Regions from separate parts of the Homo sapiens genome. Here region 1 is linked to region 2. The links are chromatin contacts, found by Hi-C in ENCODE. All regions are on one chromosome and are shown on one strand. The core of a region is the stretch at or near the end of the contact, and the rest is flanking DNA. Distances in the headings are between cores, read along the strand shown.

The links. Hi-C counts contacts between places; a loop is a spot of excess contacts on that map. Pooled maps may share reads with other maps.
Region 1: a map of B cell shows a loop between it and region 2 (19-fold over the local background). The contact joins the promoter of COPS9 here to the promoter of HDAC4-AS1 in region 2. A Hi-C loop is called at or near these places in 7 of 168 maps with a recorded cell type or tissue (B cell, CD4-positive, alpha-beta T cell, CD8-positive, alpha-beta T cell and 3 more), 14 of 37 single-sample maps with no recorded cell type and 18 of 50 pooled maps.

The regions. Positions count from the first base shown.
Region 1 is chr2:240,134,523-240,138,215 of GRCh38, reverse strand. COPS9 (COP9 signalosome subunit 9) reads left to right here and starts at 1,911. Exons shown (of 3, transcript NM_001163424.2): 1 at 1,911-1,994. The coding sequence starts at 1,932. RefSeq lists enhancers at 1,390-1,499, 1,510-1,609 and a silencer at 2,050-2,099.
Region 2 is chr2:239,399,607-239,402,924 of GRCh38, reverse strand. It overlaps HDAC4-AS1 (HDAC4 antisense RNA 1), which reads right to left and starts at 1,489. Exons shown (of 2, transcript NR_135575.1): 1 at 1,389-1,489; 2 at 568-850. It overlaps HDAC4 (histone deacetylase 4), which reads left to right and starts at 1,905. Exons shown (of 27, transcript NM_001378414.1): 1 at 1,905-1,947. RefSeq lists an enhancer at 697-826 and silencers at 957-1,226, 1,497-1,616, 1,637-2,076, 2,087-2,256.

The sequences.
Region 1 (3,693 bases), core at 662-3,161, 730 kb before region 2:
AGGGTGATGCACATTGGCATGGCATGAGGCTCACCCAATATCCACTGCCAGCTTCTCCCTGCGTCCCACACTGTCCACTCAGGCCAGGCGGCCCCTTTTCAGGCCACACACACCCCTCACATTTCAGCTCAATTCCTGTCCCTGGAACTACCCTCATCCATGCCGCCCCCCACTCCCCTTCTCTACAGCCTAACCCCCAAACCCAACTCCTCTAAGGCCTGTTAAAGGAAAACATTATTGGAAATTTTCAGAAGTTGTTCCGAACCCTGGAGACGGGTGTGGGGACCACTGCAACGGGATCTTGCAGTGGGGGAGGGAGACCAGGCTCAGCTCCGAACAGCACAGGCAGTGGGGGTTTGCGGCTGAGGAGCAGGTGGGGTCGCGGGTGGCAAATGACTGGGAGGAACACAGTGCGGGACGGGATGCTGGCTCGGCCGACCCCGCAGGGCTTTCGCTGAAGACAGGTCTGGGCCATCAGACATCCTGGGGATGCTGGGGGACCAGGAACCCGATCCAATATCCAGGGTGGGGGGCTCTGGCTAAACCAACTTAGCAGGGCTCTCTGCGAAAACTGAACCTGACAATGCAGTGCACAGATGGGCCTGGGAGGAGGTTAGGAGGCCACCGAAGTCTGGCTGAGCAAGGAATCTTTGGCAAAGTCTAGTTCCAGGACCTGTTGCTCTCTCTCCTTCCCTCCCCTGTTCTTCCTCTCTCCCTCTCTTCCTCCAACCTTCTCCCTCCTCTTACCCCTTTCCTTCTCCTTTCCCTCGCATTTCTGTCACATTCTTTTTTGTTGTTTTTTTCATTACGGTAAAACTTCACAAATTGTTTCCATCTTAACCACATTTCAGTGACGTTAAGCACATTCACGAACTGTGCAGCCATCACCAGCAGCCTCTACAGATCCTTTTCATCTGTCAAGGCTGAAAATCTGTCCCCACTAAACACGAACTCCCCATTTCCCCTTCCCCAGACCCTGATAACCCCCTTCTACTTTCTGTCTCTATGACTTTGACTCCTCTAGGGGCCTCGGCTGAGTGGAATCATGCGGTGTTTGTCTTAGGACTGGCCCGTTTCCCTCGGCAGAGCGTCCTCAATGTTCCTGCGCGTGGCAGCAGGTGTCGGCATTCCCTTCCTTTTAAAGGCTGAGTAATGTTCCACAGTGTGCATGGCCCACATTTGCTTATGCACGTATCCATCGATGGGCAGGGACAGCGGGGGACGCTTCCCTTTTTCATTTATTATAAATAACGCTGCTGTGAACGTGGGGTAAAGACGCCCCTTGGAGCCTCGGCTTTTGGTCCTCTGGGCTTGTGCCCGGAAGGGGAGTGCTGGGCCACGTGGGTGTCCGTGTTTGATTTTCTGGGACCTGCCCCCCCCCGTCTCCCGCCCCGGCTGCCGCGTCTCACTCCCCGCCGCGGTGCGAGGGGCCCCGTGTGCCGCGCACCCTTCCACCCGTGTTTTGCTGTTTTTTTGACTCTGGGCGTCCCAGGGGTGCAGCGGCCGTGGGGCCCTGGTTTGCTTTCACCTCTTCATCTGCTCACTGGCCGCGAGTGTGTCTTCTTCAGACAAACGTCTGAAGGTCAAGCCCTGGGCTCCTGTGAACCCGGCCGTCTTTGCGGCAGAGTCTGAGGCTCCTTCTTTATTCTGGATCCGGCCTCTGGTCGGAGGCGTGCTCTGCAGGCACTGCTCCCATTGCTGGCAGCCTTTTCTCCCCGTGGCCGCCCGGCCGCCCATCAGAGGCGTTGCAGACGCCCGCCCTCGCCAGCGCAAAGACAAACGCCGGTGGCCGCGGACGCGCCGGCGGCCGGGAGCACCCCAGCGGGCGGGCACCACAGAGGCGCGGTCCTCCGGCGTCTAGATCTGCCATGTGGCGCGCGCCGGAAGCGGCTCTGAGGCCGGAAGTGAGCCTAGAGCGCCGCGGCCCCGAGATGAAGCCGGCGGTGGACGAGATGTTCCCCGAGGGCGCCGGGCCCTACGTGGACCTGGACGAGGTGGCACGGGCCCGGCGGGAGTCTCCGAGCGTGGGGAGCGGGGAAGGGGGAGCGGAAGGGCGGCGTCCTGGTGCGCGGGTCCCGGGGAGGGGAGGCCGGGCGGGTGGGCGATGGGCGCGGCTCCCAGGCTCCCTGCCCCGCGGAGAGCAAATCCCGGTTTCTCCGAGCACCTGGTGAAAGGCGGCGACCGACCGCGGCGGGAAGCGTGTGCCCTAGCCCGGGGGACCAGGAGGCGCAGCCTGAGGGTTGAGTGCCTGCTGGGTGCCCCCACGGCCCCCGGGAACACACCCGTGGTCAGAGGAGTTGCGTTTGCTGCTCTTCGATGGCTGCAGCACCCCATGGGGGCCCGCGGTGCGTCTCCATAACCTCGTGTGGGATTTGAGCTCGTGTTAGGGGATTTGGGGGAAGAAAGTGGGCTTTACTGTGCCTTGGAAGCGAGGATAATTCTCCGATTGGGCCTCTTAATCTTAACTAGAATGAGGGAAGACTGGAGCAGCCGTCATTCCTGTCGGAGCGGAAAAGGAGACATCTGGCATTTATGTGCTTTGCGTAGTGGCCTCGTTCTTCTTTTTAATTATACAGGATTATACAGTCGTCTTGGGGTTTTGTTGGTCTCTATTGTGTTCACAGAGTGACCTTGTCTGATGTGAGCGTTCTGAGATGGTTTATGGTCAGCAGGAGAGCACCACAGCCTAGCTCAGAGTGGCAGGCCAGCTCCTACATGTCAGGGCCTTATGTGCTCTTTCTCAAAGCTTAGGGGCTGCAGAGGTGGTCAGAGGCAGCCCTTGTGCTTGTGGAGGTAATAGCATGGCAGAGCGGCTGATTGCAAATACCAGGTGTCATAGAAAGCCGAAGGCGCACCGACGGATGGACCCTCAGGGCTTTGAGGGGGCTCAGCAAAGGTACAGCTGAGGAGTCGACTCTGTGGCCAAATGCTGGGGGACACATTGGTGTTTGCCAGGTAGTGGGGGATGAAGGCCCGGCAGGAGCAGAGCCCTGGGTTGGGGGATGCCGACTGGCTCACCAAGGGAAGGGAATGTTGTGTCGTTTAACATGGTTGAGCGTGCAGTGCCAGAGAGAGGGGAGACAGTGGGTAGGGACTCTCTCCCTACCCAGATCGTGAAACCATCTGGAACCATGCTAAAGAGGGTGGCTCTGTGCACCCCGCTCCCGAAGCACTTCCATTAAACCCAGGCTTCTCAGTCCTGTTTTACAGTCCTAGGCTTCACAGTCCTAGGCGATGTGGAGCCACCGGAGGGCTTTACAGTGGGGAGTGAGAGGCTCCGACTTGCTCTGTAGGGTGGCAGCATTTACGGGTGAGAGGGTAGAAAAATGAGAGCAGGGAGAACAGGAGAGTTGAAGAGGGTGTGAATGAGGCAGATGGAGGTAGGGACAAGCTTCAAGTGGTAGAATGCGCGTGGCTTACTGTGCTGATGGGGACAGGGAGGGTGGCTGAGAAGCCAGGGGAGGAGACTGAGTGTCCTGGCTTTTCTGAGAGTGTCTGAAAGGGAACAAGGGCATGCAGCTATGTGGGGATCAGGGCAGGTCTGAGCAAGCGGCCTTGTGAATGCTGGGGCCAGGGCAGCAGCAGGACCTGTGGCCAGCTGTCCAGGGTGCTGCTGTCAGAGGAATCTGCTCCCTCTGTCACCGGTTGACTCTAAACAGGACCCAAAATCCTGAGGGCTTCAGATTGCCCAGC
Region 2 (3,318 bases), core at 240-2,739:
CCCAGGCCAAGTTTCTCTTTTCCAGACATGGCGAGTGAGGTTCTTGCACCATCCACCCAACGTCTGCGTGGTGCCTCACTCTGCTGGAGTGCCTCTCAGGACTCCTGTGAGGACTAAATGGCACGCAGCAATGGGGCTACCCATTCCTTCTAATGGAAATCTACTTTTTAAAAATTACCTCTGCAAGCATTAGATCCCAGAGCTCGTTTCACGTGACTTTTTGCGCAGGCACTTCTCTTTGTACGTGAAAAACTAACTTTGGTAGACTTACAGGCAGGTTTTAATATTTTCTCGTGATTGTATGTTTTTGAGAATCCTGTCAAATGATACTGAATCTTATCTAGATGTTAGCTAGCTACAGACCCTGTTTCATTCTACATGAAAATTAGATAGTGCACCGTTTCCATCAGCAGCCAAGTCTCCAAAACCCCGTAATTGCTCTCCTTTTCTTCAGCTGTATCTTGTTTTAAAGTTCTCTAATTCACCATTCCTTTCCTTCTAAGTTTAGCCTAAGCATTTCTTGCAATGACCAAAGTTTTCTAATTATTAATGAGATATTTAAGGAAATGTAAAATTGGCATTTTTATTTTGCTAACTGTATTTTTATCCACATAACTAGTTTCCCCCACCAAGAATCACAGGTCGAGAATGCTGTAAAAACGGATCCTTTCTCAGCTCCTAAAAGGAATGGCCTACAATCGAAGCGAACGCGCATCTCCGCCAGGTCCGCAACCACAGGCCCACGCCGTCGGGCCCCACGAACCGGCGCGCGCTGTCAAAGGCGCTTCCTCCCTGGAACGCGGGATTCCGGGGACAGTGTGTGCACTCAAGTTGAAAAGTTGTCATACTCCTGTTGGAAAGAAACGGAAACATCACCACCAGGAGGGTGGCCACTGAAGACCCTCGCCGACACCTGCTGGCAACCAAAGGCGCTTCCGGGGATCTACGGGCCGACCTGTAACTCAACACAAGCCTCCCAAGCCCTGCGGCCTTAAAACAACGCCCACCCGGGCGGTGCGCCGTTCCCGCCACCTCCACGCCTGCCTGGACCCGGACTCGAGACCCTGGCGGCGGGCCGGGCTCCCTCCGCCTGAGCAGGGACGCGGCGAGCGCATCCCACGACCCTCGGCAGCCGTTGCAGGCCTGGCGGACCTACACCCCACACCCTCACGGCCGCGTTCCCGCCGCGGGGCAGGGCGAGGCCCACGGCGCCTGCGCACTCAGTGACCGGGCCGCCCTGCGCCTCCGTGCGCACGCAGCACCACGTGACCCACTGCCAGTATCCAAGATGGACGCCGCGGCGAGGCCTGGCCGGCTCCCCGCGTTAGCCTGCACCCCATTGTGTGCCCTCTAAGCGCGAATTAGGCTCGCAGACATGCGGTGCTGACCGCTAGGCAGCCATGCGGGCTACCGAGTGCGACCGGACACGGCCGGGGCCCGTGTTTACGGCCACTACTGGCCCCCGGTCCCTGCGCCTCCTCAACCGCGAAGCACCCAGCGGCTGGCGCCTGGAGCGTCTTTTGGTACGCCCCACCCTCTAGAATTGGCAGCTCCAGCAGCCAATGAGGTCCAGGACGCGTGCGGGGAGGCGGGCAGGGGTGGAGCCTCTCTGCCGCTCATAGGGCATCCGGCCCCGCGGTTGAGCAGCCGCTGGGCGAGGGGTGGGAGCAGACGGGCTGTGCGCAGGTTTCAGCGGGCCAATGGAAGGCCGGCCAGGCGCCCGGGGCGGGCGGGCGGGAGGCGGGGCCGAGCCGTAATTGACGAGCTCTTCATTAGAAACCAGGCGGGAGGGCGGGGCCCGCAAGGGGAGGTGACGCAAGGCTGCCGCAGCCAATGGTTGGCGAGCCGCCGGCTGGCTGGGCGGGGCCGGGCCGGCTGACGGGCGTGCGGGGTGGCCTATCGCCGCCTGGCTCGACGCTGGAGTGGGGAGAAGCATCATGGTTCAACGTGGGTCAATTTTTTGTGAATGAGGAGGGGAGGTTGTGGGGCCGCCGCCGCGGAGCACCGTCCCCGCCGCCGCCCGAGCCCGAGCCCGAGCCCGCGCACCCGCCCGCGCCGCCGCCGCCGCCGCCCGAACAGCCTCCCAGCCTGGGCCCCCGGCGGCGCCGTGGCCGCGTCCCGGCTGTCGCCGCCCGAGCCCGAGCCCGCGCGCCGGCGGGTGGCGGCGCAGGCTGAGGAGATGCGGCGCGGAGCGCCGGAGCAGGGCTAGAGCCGGCCGCCGCCGCCCGCCGCGGTAAGCGCAGCCCCGGCCCGGCGCCCGCGGGCCATTGTCCGCCGCCCGCCCCGCGCCCCGCGCAGCCTGCAGGCCTTGGAGCCCGCGGCAGGTGGACGCCGCCGGTCCACACCCGCCCCGCGCGCGGCCGTGGGAGGCGGGGGCCAGCGCTGGCCGCGCGCCGTGGGACCCGCCGGTCCCCAGGGCCGCCCGGCCCCTTCTGGACCTTTCCACCCGCGCCGCGAGGCGGCTTCGCCCGCCGGGGCGGGGGCGCGGGGGTGGGCACGGCAGGCAGCGGCGCCGTCTCCCGGTGCGGGGCCCGCGCCCCCCGAGCAGGTGGGCTCCGGGCCGCCGGGAGTGAGGGCGGGGGCGGGCGGGCGCCGGGGCCGGCCGGGCGCCGTTTATGTAACTTTGTCAAATGCTGTGAGTTTGCAGAAAAACGTCCCTGCCGGGGGTCCGCGGCCCCGCGCTTGTCGTCGCCGCTGCGAGCGCCCGGGGGGTCGCGGGAGGGCGGGGGGCTGCCCGGGACCCGCTCGGCTCAGCCCGCAGGGCGCCAGCAGGCCGAGACGGGGCCCGGTCCCGCTCGGGGGTGGGATCCGCGTTTGCCGGCGTTGCGAAAACACACCACGGAATCATAAGCAAATTATCTCGTATTTACATTGAGCGTTGAATTATTTGACACTGTTATAGGAGGAGACCGTGCGTATCAGTTGGAAAGGCCGGGGGTGGAACCCAGTGTACTCATTTAATGCACATCAAAAATTTGTAATAACTTGAGGCAGCTGATATGAGTGTTTTCTTTATTGCATGTTGTAAATTGACCTGCTGTGACACAGTTTTCAAATAAAGCGTTGCAGAAATTAAACTTAAGTTATTTTAAAACTAATGACTTTCTTCACTAAATCCTAATTGCATGACTGTAGAGACCTACCTAATTGCTTGCTGAGAGCAGTTCTGCTTGCTCTCCGTGAGGGAGGAAAGGGCCTGTGCAGTCACTTTGCCGCCCCGTTTTTCTCTGTTCAGGCTTTTCTGTTTATTCCCACAAATCACCGAAGCAGTTAAGGCCTGGGAGTAAGCCTGTAAACAGTCCTGGCCCAGCGCCAGCC